Linked DNA regions of Homo sapiens: region 2 is linked to region 1. A link is a loop called in an ENCODE intact Hi-C map of the cell type or tissue named here. Cell type or tissue: IMR-90. All regions are shown on one strand.

Evidence for each region. Peaks named below come from ENCODE experiments on the same cell type or tissue, not always from the same donor. Only the 100,000 strongest peaks of a DNase experiment are listed, where the experiment ranks them.
Region 2: it touches region 1 in a loop (7-fold over the local background); 6 of 110 quality-filtered maps call a loop at or near these places.

The regions. Positions count from the first base shown.
Region 1 is chr5:135,940,778-135,948,777 of GRCh38, reverse strand. It overlaps LECT2 (leukocyte cell derived chemotaxin 2), which reads left to right. Exons shown (of 4, transcript NM_002302.3): 4 at 1,281-1,874. The coding sequence ends at 1,447. It also overlaps the pseudogene FBXL21P. Among named protein-coding and RNA genes, the nearest start is that of LECT2, 10 kb to the left of the region's middle. In IMR-90, a CTCF peak has its summit at 3,609 (motif pointing left); a DNase peak (open chromatin) is centred at 3,597.
Region 2 is chr5:136,016,463-136,024,462 of GRCh38, reverse strand. LOC105379189 (a long non-coding RNA gene) reads left to right here. Exons shown (of 4, transcript XR_948809.3): 4 at 2,602-2,905. Among named protein-coding and RNA genes, the nearest start is that of TGFBI, 8.5 kb to the left of the region's middle. In IMR-90, a CTCF peak has its summit at 4,908; DNase peaks (open chromatin) are centred at 262, 3,282, 3,852, 4,862 and 1 weaker place; H3K27ac peaks cover 5,320 bases.

The sequences.
Region 1 (8,000 bases):
GCGTGAACCCGGGAGGCGGAGCCTGCAGTGAGCCGAGATCGCGCCACTGCACTCCAGCCTGGGTGACACAGCAAGACTCCGTCTCAAAAAAATAATAATAATAATTATTATTATTATTATTTTAAATTTTCTAGTAGCCATGTTGAAGTAAAAAAACATGGTATTTTAGTATTTTATTTAACTCAATATTTTCAAAGTATTATATCAATATGTAATACAAAAATTATTGAGATATTTTACATTTTTAAATACTAAGTCTTCAAAATCCACTGTGTATTTTACCATTAAAGCACATCTCAATTCATATTAACTACCTTTCAAGTGCTGCATAACCACATGTGGCTAGTGGCTACCATATTGGACAGCATAATTTTACAGCCTTATTTTTATGCTCACTTGACCGGTTTGCAGTGCCACTAGTGTATCAAAGTCTCCTATTATTGGTGGGTTTCTATCTATGTTTCCTGGCATCTCTTGTAGTGTCTGCTTTATATAGATGACTTGTGCTATTTAGTGCATGGATAGTTGTAACTGTTATATCTTCATTGTGACTTGTGGCATTTACCCTCTTACATTATCTTCGTCTTGTTTCAATGCCTTTTGGCCTGATTTCCACTCTTCTGGTAACAGGACAATAGCCCTTGCTTTCTTATTGCTTGGCAAATCTTTGTCCATGTGCTTGGCAAATCTTTGTCCAGCTCTTCACTTTCAGCCTTTTCAATCGCTGTGTTTTATTCCATACAGCATTCAATTGGGGTTTGCTTTTCAACCCAATGGGACATCTTTTAATAGGCAAGATAAGGCCATTCACATTTATAGACATGACTCCTGTATTTGTACCCAACACCATTTTATTGTATAATTATTATATTGTACTCTATTTCTCTACTTGGGTCTTTGCCTTTTTAATTCTTTTGATATTTAGCAAAGTTTGTATTTTTGTTCCAGTTATTTCTATTTTTCTTTATCTCTAAAGTCCAATCATTCTATCAGAATATGTTTTGGAGTTGACATTGTTCAGGGCTCACCTTTTCTAACTAGCTAGTATTTTCCTGCTATTATTCTTCAATGCCTTTATTAGCGTTTCATTTGAATCTATTCTTCCTTTGGCATCTTGTAATTTAGTCTTCCTTTTTAATATCATTTTGTCATTTTCATCTATTCCTCTCCTGAGTTCATTCAACATTCTTTTTTTTATTTTTTGTCCATTTGTTATTTTTTTAATTTCAGATTCAAGATTACTGAAGCCCAGATAAATAATTATACTTATTTTCTTTTAGGTTTTTGTGTCAAAATGTTCTACATTAAGCCAATTAAGTATAAAGGTCCTATTAAGAAGGGAGAAAAACTTGGAACTCTATTGCCCTTGCAGAAAGTTTATCCTGGCATACAATCGCATGTGCACATTGAAAACTGTGACTCGAGTGACCCTACTGCATACCTGTAAATCGAAGGCCAATGGTCAGATCTTCAAAATAAAAAGTCATCTTAAAAACCTGGATGCATACCCTTCTCTTCAAGAAATTTGTGTTCACAAAGGAAAAATGCATGAAGGGATGGATACCCCATTTTCCATGACATGATTATTACACATTGCATGCCTGTATCAAAACATCTCACGTACCTCATAAACAAATACACCTATGTACCCACAAAAATTTTTTAATTAAAAAAAGGAAATTTGAGTTTAAATAGAAACATGATAAATGCAAGAAAGAAAACATTTTGATTTTAACTCATTGTCACTCTGATGTTCATGTGAACTGGTTGCTTCGGGCTCTTTGATCTGTCACCTATGGAATCTGAGTGGTTTTATTTTTTAGATTTCTCAGTCCCGAAGATCTAAGATAAATAAACAAGAGAACTTACGCTGGGCCAGGCTGCATTTTTGACACCTCTAAAACTAGCAACCTTTCTGCTTGAAAATAAGAAAAAGCCTGAAAGTGTTTCTATGGTACAAGAACAGTGAGTGGTTTATAATGCTAGATTTAGTATACATTTAATACATATTCAATGAATAAGTTGAGTTTAGGTAGTAGACTCTCAGCAATATCCTTAGGTTTATCATATTGGTTGGAGAGAGAGCTGCTTTCATGGATAATAAAGGATTTGCTGGTATTTCCATCCACTCACCCACATGATTATGAATGATGGCAGTCCAAGAAAACATATCCCAAGAAAACAGTGAGGCTGCACTACAGGAAGGACTAGAGTGAGAATGAGGCCTACCTTTATCTGAAGTGTCTCATGGAATTGGGCCTGTCAACTTCATCTAGCCATATGCATATTACAGCTACTTATTTCTACACATCATTGTATTATATCTATGTTATTCTGTCTTAGTTATATTGACAACAGGTACTATGAGGAAACAAGACCATACAAATGTCCAAAGGACCAGAAATAATTCTGGCTCCTTAGAGTTTAGCCAGTTGGTAAGAAATGAATACATTGAACTAATCATTCTGGAAACTTCATGAATTTCTGCTTAAATTTGTTCGGAATGCAGAAAATGCCAGCAGAATGATTATATTCTTATGTGTAGATTGTTAGAGGAAAACATAATTAACTGAAGTTTATTGTTAGAGAAATGGCTGCATTTGTGTATCAGGGCATATGTATGAGAATGTTCATGATATCACTATTTTTCATAGCAAAACCTTCAGTGACCTAAATGCCCATCAACAGTGAAATCCAATAAATAATCTCAAAGTTATAGAATGTAATAGTCAACAGCAGTCACAATAAATGAACTTCAGCTAAACATAATGACCTGAATGAATCATGGCAATATAATTTTAAGTTTTAAAAAGTCCAGAAGATTACATAATGGATGATAATTCTTTTTATAACATTAAAACAGTTAAAATACAATTTCCTTTTTATATAACAAAATCATATACGAAGGCGAGCAAGAAAATAATGAACTCTAGTTAACTCATAACTAGATAGAGAGAACCACACAGAAAGATATAAGTTACTATCAGTGCTGTAGTTTTGCAGTTGGGAGGTGATTTCATGGGTATTTATTATTATGAATAACATGTCACAGAAGCAACAGGACTTGCAGTGGGTGGCCAGGAAGAAAGAGTTATCATGATGACTCTCAGGTAATTGAGAATCTATGTCACACATTTAGCACCTTCTTATATCTATTAGGTTGGTGCAAAAGTAATCACGGTTTTTGCTATTACTTTCAATGGCAAACTATATCTAGCACTGTCTGATTTGAATATGCATCTCCTTGGTACCAAATAACTTTAGGTTGTTTCCAGAAATTTGGCTTTCAAAAAATAAATGCTGTACACCACTGAGGACACACAAAAAGGAAATAGCACATCAGCTCTTAAAGGCAATTTTAAAAGAAACTCTGAAATATTTGCACAATAAAATATAAGCTTAGTTTTCCAAATAATCATCCTTCTGATTATTTAGGAGGCAAAACACAGGTGGATATGGATATTGTTTTAAAAACCAGACTCATGACCTGGAATGGAGAAATTCCTCAAGGTAGAGCAGGGACATTGCCTTCCCCTCAGCCTTCTCACATCTGCTCAATGGAAATGCAAACTTTGGACCAAAGGACTTATTTCTCAGGAAGAACTGGAATACAGCGCCCTCTAGTGCAACAACAAATCCGTGTTATTTTCCCCCTTGTCTTTTAGGTTTGGATGTCAAAACGTTTGACTTAAGCATAAAAATGTTACAAAGGTTTGAATGGCAAAGGGGTAACAGTATGGAGAAACTTACTTTTCATTAGTAACCATGATGATAATATACACTTCAAAAATTGTGATATTATTCTGTCAGGTTTGATAGCTACACATTAATAATGTGAATAAAACCAATATTTACTTTGAAAATGTTTTGAATTATCTGCAAGAGATAAATTTAATAGAAGAAAAAGAAGGAGGTAAGTGGCCAATTTAAGAGGCCAGGCTACAAAAGGAAGAATCCTTGCATCCATTTGACATTTATCACACTCAGTGGCATATTACAGTAATCACATACCTGTTGCCTCTGTGACATGTTATTAATAATAATACCCATGAAAAATAGGCTTGCTTCCTGACTCACCTCTCCCATATTTGGTACAATACAAATGAGGCCAGCAAGGATCACAAGGAAGGAAAAACAAAAAATATGAGCATCCTATTTTTGTGTTTCTTCAGCACAACCTACAGTAAGACCTTTCCCCCATTCTCTCCATTTACCAAATTTTTGCCCACAAAATTATCCAAACTTCTCCAGAATCATCTAACAAATGTAAACACTTTTAACATGAAAAAGTTTGCTTACAGAACTAAAATATTCTCCAAAGACTAAAGTTTGAAACCCACTTAATGTCAAATCCTTTATCTAGAATCCACTAGTTTTAAGTAAACAGTACTTTTCATAGACTTCCAAAGTAGAGACATTTTCATTAGATAAAACATTTAAAATACTCTATAAGTTCTTGTCTTATTTTTGGCTGTTGTAGGAATGTTTTACTCTTCCATTTACTTACCCAGTAAGTCAGGCCAATCAAGGTAATTTACATGAGTTCATGAACTTAGATTTACTCTGAGTTTTGCTCTAAGATTCATTATAGTGCTTAGTTCACTAGGTTCAACTACTGGGCCACTAAAAAGCACAATTTAGAGCAGCACCTTCTTATTCTATGTAGAAGAGGCCAATGGTACTCATCATCTCTCCATACTAGTCGACAATGGGGAGAAACTCACCCCCAACCTCCCTTCTCTAGTCCCTCTGTTTTGCTTCATTATCCTCAGTGCAAACTCCACTGGCATTCTATCACCTAACCATTCGGGTATGTATACTCCCAACTCCTCCTAGAATATATCATGGTAGAGTGATCCCAGGTGAGACCAGAGGCTTATCCCTTCAGAATGTCCACCACTGCTCTGATCCCCAACTCCATCTCTGTTAAGCTATTTCTTTTGTTTGTCCTGTTATCCTAATCAGGTTTTGTTTCATTTTGTTTTGTTTTGTTTTGTTATGAGATGGAGTCTTGCTCTGTTGCCCAGGCTGGAATGCAGTGGCATGATCCCGGCTCACTGCAACCTCCGTCTCCTGGGTTCAAGCAATTCTCCTGCCTCAGCCTCCCAAGTAGCTGGAACTACAGGCGACCACCACCAACCCACGCTAATTTTTGTATTTTTAGTAGAACGGGGTTTCACCATATTGGCCAGGCTGGTCTCAAACTCCTGACCTTGTGATCCACCTGCCTCGGCCTCCCAAAGTGCTGGAATTACAGGCGTGAGCCACCACACCTGGCCCCTAATCAGGTTTTAAGTCCTGTATTATATGATGCTTCTGTATCCTCCTGAAATCTTAAAGTATAAATTGTATTATCTGTAATTGTAGTACCATCCCCGTCCTCAAGAAATTGGTTTTATTTTTTTTAACCAGTAAAATCAGCTCCACTAGCATTTATGGAGTAATTACTAATGTAGCAATACTGCTCTGAGAGGGAGGAACACATAGGTAGATATGAGAAGCCTTACAGAGCTTATAGTGAGAAATAACATGGCACAGTGGTGAGAATGTACACACAAACATAGTCTCTAAATACAGGGATATGAAAGTGCTATTTTTTAAACTGCCATTTACACATCACAATGTATTCTAATTGCTTAATAGGTAAAAATACTTATAATTTTTTCCTAATATTCCAAACTGGAAAGTGATGAACATATTTAATTCTCTCTTTTTATTTTAATTGATTTATTCAAAATTTAAGATACTGTGGGGCAAACTGAGTGGAACAAGCTTGAAAACCAAAGTACTTACGTAAAATTTATTGAGTGCTTACTACGTGCTAACCACTAGCATGGCAGATTCTGGGGATAAAACAGTGAGCAAAAAACAGCAAGGATATTGCACTGATGGAGTTTACAGTGCAATGGAACAAACAGGTAATAATCAGACCAGTAAGTAATGAATTATAACAGGGATAAGTGCCGCACAGTAAAGCCAGGGTGCTGAGTGCCCTGCACAGAGTGCACATCGTGGACCTGACCTAAGAGCAGGGAATGGGCTGGGTGTCCAGGAAGGCTTCCATGATCAAGGACATACAGCTAGAGGAAAGATCTGAGGAGCACAGAGAGTAAGCCAGGCAAAGAGAGATACGAGTGAATTCCTTGTGACTAGAGGGTGCAGGACAGTTCTAAGGAACTGAGAGGAAATGGGAACTGAAGGGCAAGGGGCAGCTTGATGGGAAATGAGGCAAAAGAAGCAGGGAGGGACCAGACCTTGCAGGACCTTGTGGGTTATTTTAAGGCTAGATCTTCACCCTCAAGACAATAAGCAGCCACTAAGGAGTTCTAACTGTGTTGCTAATTAAATTCTAAGATCACTTATACAAAGGATCTGGCACAGTTCCAGATCCATAGCAGGAGGCAGCAAATGCTGATTCCCTCCCAAACACATCCTGCAACATTTACTGCTTTATTCAAATAGTCTACCAACTAACAATCAGAATGACTATCTCTTGTCTTTTCACCTCAGTATCATTATGAAATGAATTAGTATTTTTAAATTTTAATCGAATGTCCATTATCTCTCAATATAATAAAGTAGAATCTGAAGTACTTTGGAAATTAGAAGTTTTTTACTGAATCACAAGATGATCTCATAGGGTGCTAAAAATGTTATAGTTAAATAAGCTTTAAAATATTTTATATTTTATAAAATATATTAATACCAAGATAAAATAGAATCAAATAAAACAATGTAATAAAGCAAATGACATAACTTTACAGAATCCAAGTTCAATATTACACACTTACTTAGCAAGCTACAATATGCCTCCAAGGAAAGGTGAGAAATCTACTTAGAAACCATCTGTAGTTTTTGGCATATCGACCATCTAATCCATATACAGGGCTTGTGCCCTATTTACAGCAATTTCTTGCTTTTCAAATTTCTTATTTTTTTCCAAATGTTTCTGCAGCAATCCATCACGACAGTTTGCAAACAATCAAATATTTGACCTAAAATACAGCAGCAACACATTTTAAAATTTACATTTGCTTAGATAGAAAGCAGCTAATCATACTGATTAAAAAAACAACAACAACAATTTCAGAATCTTTGGCAGCCCATTACCAGAGAGGCATCACATCAGGGAACCATACTCTTCCCAGGTATTTGGAGACTTCAGTGTGAATTTCATCTAGGCTATAATCCTCATCAGGGATCAAAACTTCCTCCATTACAGAGAGCTGTGTTAACCTTCTCTCACACAGTCTTACAAACCTGATGAAGGCACTGCAGCTAACTTCACATTTGCTGAGGCCCAAGGCTGTTAGGTTTGTACAGTGTTCAGCAATACAAATAAGTTCATTATCAAGAGGCTGAAGATCATTAGCACACACCACTAACTCAATCAGTCGAGGACAGTTGAGACCTACCCGTCCTAAAACCACTTTGCTGACTGAACGACCAAAATAAAGGTGAGTAACAGGGGTTTCTTCTTTGAAGAACGTCTCGAATTCCTCTTCATATAGAAAGAAGTGCATAACAACATTAACTCTAGGGGAATGTTTAATAAGTGCATCCCAACTGTGTTTTTTAACAGCATGAAATTTAATCTGTCCAGGATTTTCACTCACAACATCAATTCGAAGATGTTCAAGGTTAACATGAGTCTCGCTTGAGAGTGCAAGGAAAAGTTCATCAGTTAGGATGTAATAATTCAACGCCAGTTCTCTAAGGCCTTGACAACGGTCAGCTACACAAAGAATTCCTGTGGGAAGTTGGGAAAAATTCTCAAGAACAAAGAATCATACTGATCCTAATATAATATTTTGTAAATTTAAATTTAATATTAATTATTCATTATTTGTGAAAATAGCTATCTAATAACAACTTCTGAGAGCATGGCTGCCAGGAGGTATTATGTATATAATGAAAAGCATATGTATATATGTAAAATTAAAATATCTCAGGAGAAACTTACTATAACTATACCTACCTTGCAGATTAAGAAATCTTTT
Region 2 (8,000 bases), 76 kb before region 1:
CCCTAGAATGGCATTAGGCCCCAGTGTTTAGTTTCTTAAATGACTTGGCTGTTTTCACAACTTCTCCAAACACTGGCTTTCTTAATCAGGGCCTGCCAAATGCTACTTGTTGGTTAGAACCCAATTTCATTTTCCAGGGAAACCGATTTTTCATGAGAGTTTCATTGATTTGGCTCAGCTAAAATATCTAAGAAGAATCCAGAGGCACTTTTGAGGTTGCTTTAGTTGCCTGACCTCAAATACTTTAGTGGAAGGATGCCCACAGATGATTGTTGGCTTACACATGCCTTTCCTCTGCTTCCCACGAGTTTTCTTGCACGTAGGATAAAGGCCTTCAGGGAAATGGACACCACCCAGCAGCAATTCATTCCAAAATGCAGAAATCCCTTGGCTCTTTCGTCCAGCTCCCCTTCTTCATTTCTTCATTCTTGCCTGTGGTGCCGCTCAAGGTTGGAAACCTTGCATTCAGTTTTGCCTGTCCCTGCTCTCTGGTCCCCCACGTGCAATCAGTCACCAAGATCCTGCAGGTGTTCTTTCCAAATCTCTCCTAGATGCTTCTGTTCCCTCTTTTGCTACTCAAATACTCCAGCTCCCCACTGCCTTACCTCTCACCACCCACAGCCTCCAGCCAGTCTGACATCAGCTGCCACCCCAGCCAACCATCTCCCAACGTGGCTGGTCTTATCTTCCTAAAACACTTCTACCAAAACACTGCACTCCTAGGACACTCCCGATGGCTTCTATTGTTTGTAAAAGAAAATCCAGACTTCTCTGATTGTTTATTTATTTTTTTGATGAACATTTTATCCTCCCCAGCACCCCACCATGTTAAAAAGGAATACAGGCACATTACCAAAAAAAGAAAAACCTTAAAAAATACTGAAAAGGCTAGATAAGAGGAACACACACATCCATAATCCCTATACTGAAAGAACTTCCCATGTATTGCCCTCTTTCTACTGTACCTGGCTTCTAAAGTCCTCTGCAAAATTCCCCCTTTGCTTCATGTAACCTGCTTTCCCTGTGTCCCAGTCTCAGCCTGGGCTCTTGCAGGGCCAGCCTGTGCCTCTTCCACCCACTCAGCCCCCCACCCCCAGCCTTGCTCTGCTCCCCGTGTAGTGAGCACTGTGCTCCTTCTTTGCCTCTACACACGTATGCGATACTCTCCCTCCAAAACCAGCTTTGCTAAGAAGCTTTGCTCAGGCAAATTCCTTCACCTCTCTGGGCTGCTGTTTTTTCAGCTGGTCTCCCTTCCGTGGCTCTCCCACTGGATGGAGCCTCTCCTTTTTGAAGTCTAACATCCGTCATCACAGTGAGCCCATGTGTTTGTTCCTCTGATTCTCTAACAGCCTCCTAATAAGTCAGCACGGAGCCCAGTTAGCATTTGCGGATCCATCAGTTGACTGGCTTCCTAAATTCTTTCTAGCATAATTCACACTTATTCTAATAGAGTGGTCAGAATAGACAAAGACATTTGTTGGCTCTGCTGTAGGTGACTGCTCCACCATATGCTGTGGACTAGACTCATTTGCGTGGCCCTCTGGGTCAGGCAGGGATTCTGAAGGGCTTTAAAGAACATCGGACCTGGCTCCCTCTCCAGCTTCCCTAGCACAGGCCTTAAGTCCCAGCACGAAGGAGAAGGATCGAGCTTCTCTGGGGCCGGTGCTCCCAACATCACATCCTGATCCTTTGGAAGCTCCCTCATGCTAGGTGAAAGAAAGTCTCTGCTTCCCCAGCTGCAATGTTGTGCCAGCATTAGAAGGTAGAAAGGGGAAGCAGGGTTGATGCAGCCATGACTGATGGCTCCACAGCAGCCATCCTGAGAGCCATTTTCAAAATTCCTAAGAATTTGCTGCTATCCTGACCCGATCCACCCTACTCCAAAACACCCTGGACATTCAAATCCATGGTATAGAAATTAATTTGTGCAGGCTAAAGAGCTGGTGAGATGAGAGCCACCATATTTTGCCTGCTGGTTTTAACATTTTAGAACTTGCTCATTGTCCAGATCAGCACCTTTGCCCTGGCATGAAAGGACAAAAATTAAACCCCATGTAGAGTGCCCCATGATACCCACCCCAGACTTCTCTGGACCCTCCACTGCCCCTCATCTAACGATTGGGCACTGGGCCCAGTGGCAGGCCAGCCATAACACACCCTTCCCCAGTCTTTCCCAGCATTTTCTTCCTCAGTCTTCCATCCATGGGACTCCTCATATTTCACTGGGACAGGAATGGGGTGAATGCTGTGCTCTACATAAACCACATAGTGCTCTGTAGTTAAGATACAAATGTTTAGAATGATTTCTGCTTCTAAAGACAACAAAAGCAAGAATTAGCCTCCAAGCTTCCTCCAGATGAGGCTATGTTTAGGAAAGGCTATACGTTTGAGAATGATGCAGGGAAGAAAGCAGAAGGAAAAAAAAAAACAGTAGGAAAAAAAAAACAGTGCATGCATGTGCCCACGTAGAATACTGGCTTATTAAAGAAAAATAAGAGTTTACCAATGTCAGGTACTATTCTCAATACCTTTATGTGTTAAGTCATTCCATCCTTAAAATACTCTTATGGGTTGAGTACTGTTCTCTTTTCTGTTTTCCAGATGAAGAAGGCAAGGCTGGAGAGGTGAAGAAGTTTGTTGGAGTGGTGACAAAGCTAGTGGGTAGGAGAGCCAGCACTTGAACACAGGCAGCCCAGCCCTAAGTACTTGTCCTACCTAAACCACTATGCACCCCCTCCCCAGCTAGGGTAGTTGCATATTTTTGGAAAATCCTTGATATGGTTTGGCTGCGTCCCCACCCAAATCCCATCTTGAACTGTAGCTCCCATAATTCCCACGTGTTGTGGGAGGGACCGGGTGGGAGATAATCGAATCATGGTGGTACCTTCCCCCATACTGTTCTCGTGGTAATGAATAACTCTCATGAGATCTGATGATTTTATAAGGGGAAATCTCTTTTGCTTGGCTCACATTCTCTCTTGTCTGCCACCGTGTAAGACATGCATTTCACCTTCCACCATGATTGTGAGGCCTCCCCAGCCACGTGGAACTGTGAGTCCATTAAACCTCTTTTTCTGTATAAATTACCCAGTCTCAGGTATGTCTTTAACAGCAGCATGAAAACGAACTAATACAACCTTCAAACCTTCTCCCTTGAACACATTTTCACTGAGCAAGACTCTAGCAGCTGCTGTGGTAAGTGAGGCAGGCTTGGGGAAGAAAGCAGCCAGCACGCAGCCACTCATCCCCTTCTCCAGACAGACAGGGGACCTGAGCTGCTGGATCACTCTCTAGATGACCATGAATCAGCATTCCTTTCAGTGGATCAACTAGAATTGCTTAGTAATCCTCAACAACCTTTAATTCCTCATTTAATTACTGATGAAATAGCAATTAAATGTGCCTGAGAAATCTTCAAACTCGTGGCACGGTCATTTCAATGAACATTTGATACACCAAAATCCCAGGACAACAAAAAAATTAAAATGACCTCCAGGGTGCCTAGAAAAGATTTTCCCACGTTAGTTAGCACATTCCTGAAGTAACAGTCTAACCAGAAGTTCAGTTAGTCCTGTTATTCTACATTATTTTTAAAAACTACTACTGACAACATATGAACAACCAGCTTGCTCCAGAAAGTGGTTCTTGATCGATTCTACCAATATTTACTGAGTTCATGTTAGGAGCCCAGCAGTCGGCTGCTTATTACGGTTCTAGACACAAGTGAGTCATTCTTTGGTGGGGAGCCAGGCACATATACAATGAAATAAGTGCCAAATGCATGGCTATACCCAAAAGGACTCCAAAGGGAAGTACCCAACCACACACCACACAACGGGGGTGGGAGGGTAGCAAGGATTGGCGGGGGGAGTTTGGGGTAGCCGGAGGGAAACCAGATTCTTCCCAGAAGGGATGATTCATCATCTGGTGGACAGTGAAGCCAAGTCATCAAGGTAGACTGCAACTCATCAAAACAGAAACCGGAGACGGGGTTAGTACTAGAGACAGGATTGCTGGTCTGAATTTCTGGTTCTTGTTAGCGCTTTACAATTCCTGAGACATATATAAGCCTGAAAGAAATGCTTTCCTCTGTATTCACTCTTAATGGCCACGTTTATTCCTCCCTCTATTGTAGAGAGATCTACTAAATATCTTATGACTTGATTTGGTCCTTCTCAAAGATAGGTTCAAGTCTTCTCTGTGGGCACTTTTCAAACTCCAAAACCAATAAGCCTCAAGGTAGGCCCCTAGCCCTTGTGGAGTCTATTTATACCTTTGGGGCACGATCAGCAACTAACATCACATAGCACTGGTGCTACACAAACATAATTCAGGTTCCTTCTTAAATTTCTAGTTACTTACAGTGAAGGAGGCAAGGAAGGGCAACAAGTGTGTATCTGTGTGTGTGGGTCTGTGTGATGTGCAAATAACAGACTCCTCTATCTGTGTGTCCAGATCCAATAAGTACAAATTCTATCAAGCCCTTGAGACTGACAGGACAGAGTTCTGCCAAGCTGAGGAGGGGCACAGAGCTCAAGACAAAGCTTAAAAAGGCTTGGCTCAGTGATTAAAGTACAACACAATAAGCAACTTTAAAATGTGTTTATTTAGATACAAACTCCATCCAAGACCCCATAAGTTAGACCTTGGCCTGTTTTCGTGAAGTGGTGTGACGGCAGTGGCCTTTTAAAAATTTAGTTTCTGTAACTTACTCTGGGGACATAGGTTGATCACTCTAAATCAGTATGTTAATAAATAGAGCAGCAGAAAGGAAGGCTGCAGGGTCATGAGACCCAGGCTTGCATGCCTCTTCTTTCTTGATAACTGTTTCCAGATGTGGGTGTTGGCACAGTATCAGCTTGATGACAAAAACGAATGAAAGTCCTTTCTCCCCAGCTAACAGCAGGCGGCTACTGGTTCCGGCAGAAGGCCTGCTTGTGTTTTCCTTTCAGAGGTCTCACGTGGCTGAAAGCATTTGCCTCTTGCTGAATGTTTACCTGGCATACGCTAGGAACAGCAAATGACACAAGAACCTCAGTGCAAGATGTCTCTTGAAGAAGAAGGTGGTAGAAAAGTGCATACATCTAATAATCCTAAACAACAGGGAAAGACACGGCTGGATTTGGGGTAAAAACATCTCATCACCAAGGAAATGATATGCAGGAAGTCGTCAGCTCAGGGTCCTATTCTTATCATAGATGAAATGGTTGCTTCCGCTAGTGTTCTGGAGGGGAGAGGTGAGAGAAGATTGTTCCTGACTTCAGGGTGCCTAAGAGGAGTCACATACGCATGACACAAAACAGACATATTAAAGGACTCACTAAGGACAGTTGGGTCTGCTTTCAGTAGAGAAAAGATGTGCACTTAGGAAGTGGTAGTTTCTGGCATGGTTCAACTGGCCTGTCTCCATGTGTGTGGAATCTCACCTTTGACCTCAGACCTTGGTCACGTACCAGGCAGGCTGCATGTTGCCCAAGGCTTGGAGACCAGGCTAGCTGAGCTCAGACTTCTCACATTCTGCTTCCATCCTCCTTTGACTTTTGGGAAAGTCTCCTCCTGCTGATTTTCATTTGCTGGCCAACCCGCTTGCCACAAACCAGGGAAAATCAGCTCTGAATTTTGAAAACTGGAAACATAAATTCATTTGGCATAAACACAGCTTTCTCCAGCAGACACACAGGAAGTAAGCTTACCTATGTATGCGATGGTATCATGGACCACCTTAGAGCCTATCATAACTAGCGTTCAGTTGGTGTGGATGGTGTAAGAATAAATTTCATTGCTCTCTAGGACACAAGGAGCACTTAACTTATGGATTTCCGGGAAAAGTTTCCAGCTAGGAATGCTCTAAAAGATTACCAAAAATCTTTGTTTTCATGCCTCAAAAGAAATATCCGATCTCAGCTGGTTTTGACTTGTTGGTGACCACAGCTTATTTCCCAGTGTCATTTGCACGAGTCAATTTTGTGGACTTGATCAGAAAGCCTTGAAGGGTGTGAGAAGAGGAGAACAGATGGCTAGCAAGGGCCACTTTGGGACAGCAAGAAAGGCCGAGTCCATCTACTGGTGACTGGATCTGACCTGTCCATGATAGAGCCAGAGTCTGAATGGACAATCCTGCTCTCTCATCCCTCCTGCCAACCCTGTGCCTTTCCTTGGTCTTGGACAGGAAATGCAGAATGAGACAAGCCATCCATTGCCATTCATCCATCCCACAGGATCAGAGCCCCAGCCCCAAGGCCACTGGTTATGAATATCCCTTGCAGGTGAAATGCTCCTATTAATACATAACCCTGAGTTTGGGATAATGCATGAAAAGATATTTCAGAGCATGGCTTCCTGTAGATACATGTCTTAAGGGCCAGTAGGTGGATTCTGTTAGCCCCTTTCTGGCCAGAAGGGATTCTATACAGTGCTGCCCAGGCCCAGGGAATGTATGAAATGAGCTCCAAGGAAGCTTCGGAGAGGTCTCCTTTTCTAGTAAGTTCCACACCCACTAAGCATTTATTAAAGTGTCAGCTGTGGATATTGCATAGTCAAGCAAATACAGGGTAAACACAAAAGATGTAGAAGGTCCTTCATGTCTTCCAGAAGCACACCATTGTCTGTGAAGGCCAAGGAAAGGCAAGAAATCAAGTTCAAGACTGGAAAACATACATTTTTATAGCCAATTTACTAAAATATTTTCAGTTCTCTGAACCTAGCATGCTTTTTTTCCACCTCCAAACCTGTGAACACAGACCTTTATTCTTGCTGTCTGGCTTCCATGTGTCCATGAGATTTTAATTTAGACCACACTTTCTCTGGGAGGCCTTCCTTGATGCCTTCAGCCTGGGTAGGTGCCCTTTCTGTGGGCTTTTACTGGCTCCTTTTCTTCTCCCACCATAGCATCTATCAGTGACATGTCTGTTTTCTCTACCAGACGGCAAGTTTGATGAGGGCAGGGATAATGCCTGCCTTCTTCACTACCCCATTCCCGGTATTCATTCATTCATTGGTTAATTAACTATGGAGTGCCTGGCATGAGCCAGTCAAATGATGAAAGAGAAAGGTCACTGTGAAGCTGTATTAGTCAGGGAAGGCAACTTGGGGGAGGTGCATTTTGAGATGTTCTTTGAGGAAGTTGAAAAGGGAAAACAATGGGAGGCATGAAACTTGGGGGCCTCATGCTACCCCCTCCCTCTCCACAAGATGTCTAGGCTTCCATGGGAATCAAATCTGGGAACCATTACTAAGGGGAAGGGCACTCACATTCATGGAGCTCTTACCACATGCCAAGATTTGCCAGACGCCAACCACATTAATAATACTTGCCATTCACCCTGAGTTGGCTGCAGGCCAGGCCACTTCTTGGGCTGTCTCATTTGATCTTTTCAACAACCCTGCTGAGATGGTTGTCCCCATTTTTACAGATGAGAGACTAAGCCTCAGAAAGAGTGGGATTTGGCCAAGATGGCATAGTGACTAAGCCAAGAGTCATAGCCAGGGCTGTTTGGCTCAAAATCAATGATCTTCAAATATTTTGCTCACAACCCAACTCAAAGAATTGACCTTTTTTGCACATTTTAAAGTTGACTTATAAAGATTTTTTATCATGTGTTTAAATAACTGTAAAAGATGTCAGAGCATTGTATTTTGAATATGAGCATTACATTACGTTTTTGTCAAAATATTGGAACTTTAGATTGAGTTTATGCAGTTGATAGAAAATCTCTGCCATATCTCAACTCTGTCCCTCATACCAGCCTTGGATGAGTTACTTAACTGCTTCTATGTCAATGTTTTCTGCAAATTGAGAATAAGAATAATACCTACTTACAGGACTATTAGGAGGATTATATGAGATAATTTTATGTAAAGTACTTAGAAAAAGGACTGCTCCACACTTCTGTATAAATGTTTGCTATTATTATAAACTCTAATTGAACATTGAGAGGCTGCCTTTTCTAATTCCCCTTTGTTAGAAGTCCTGGCACAATGCCCCATGGTAAGCTGGTAAG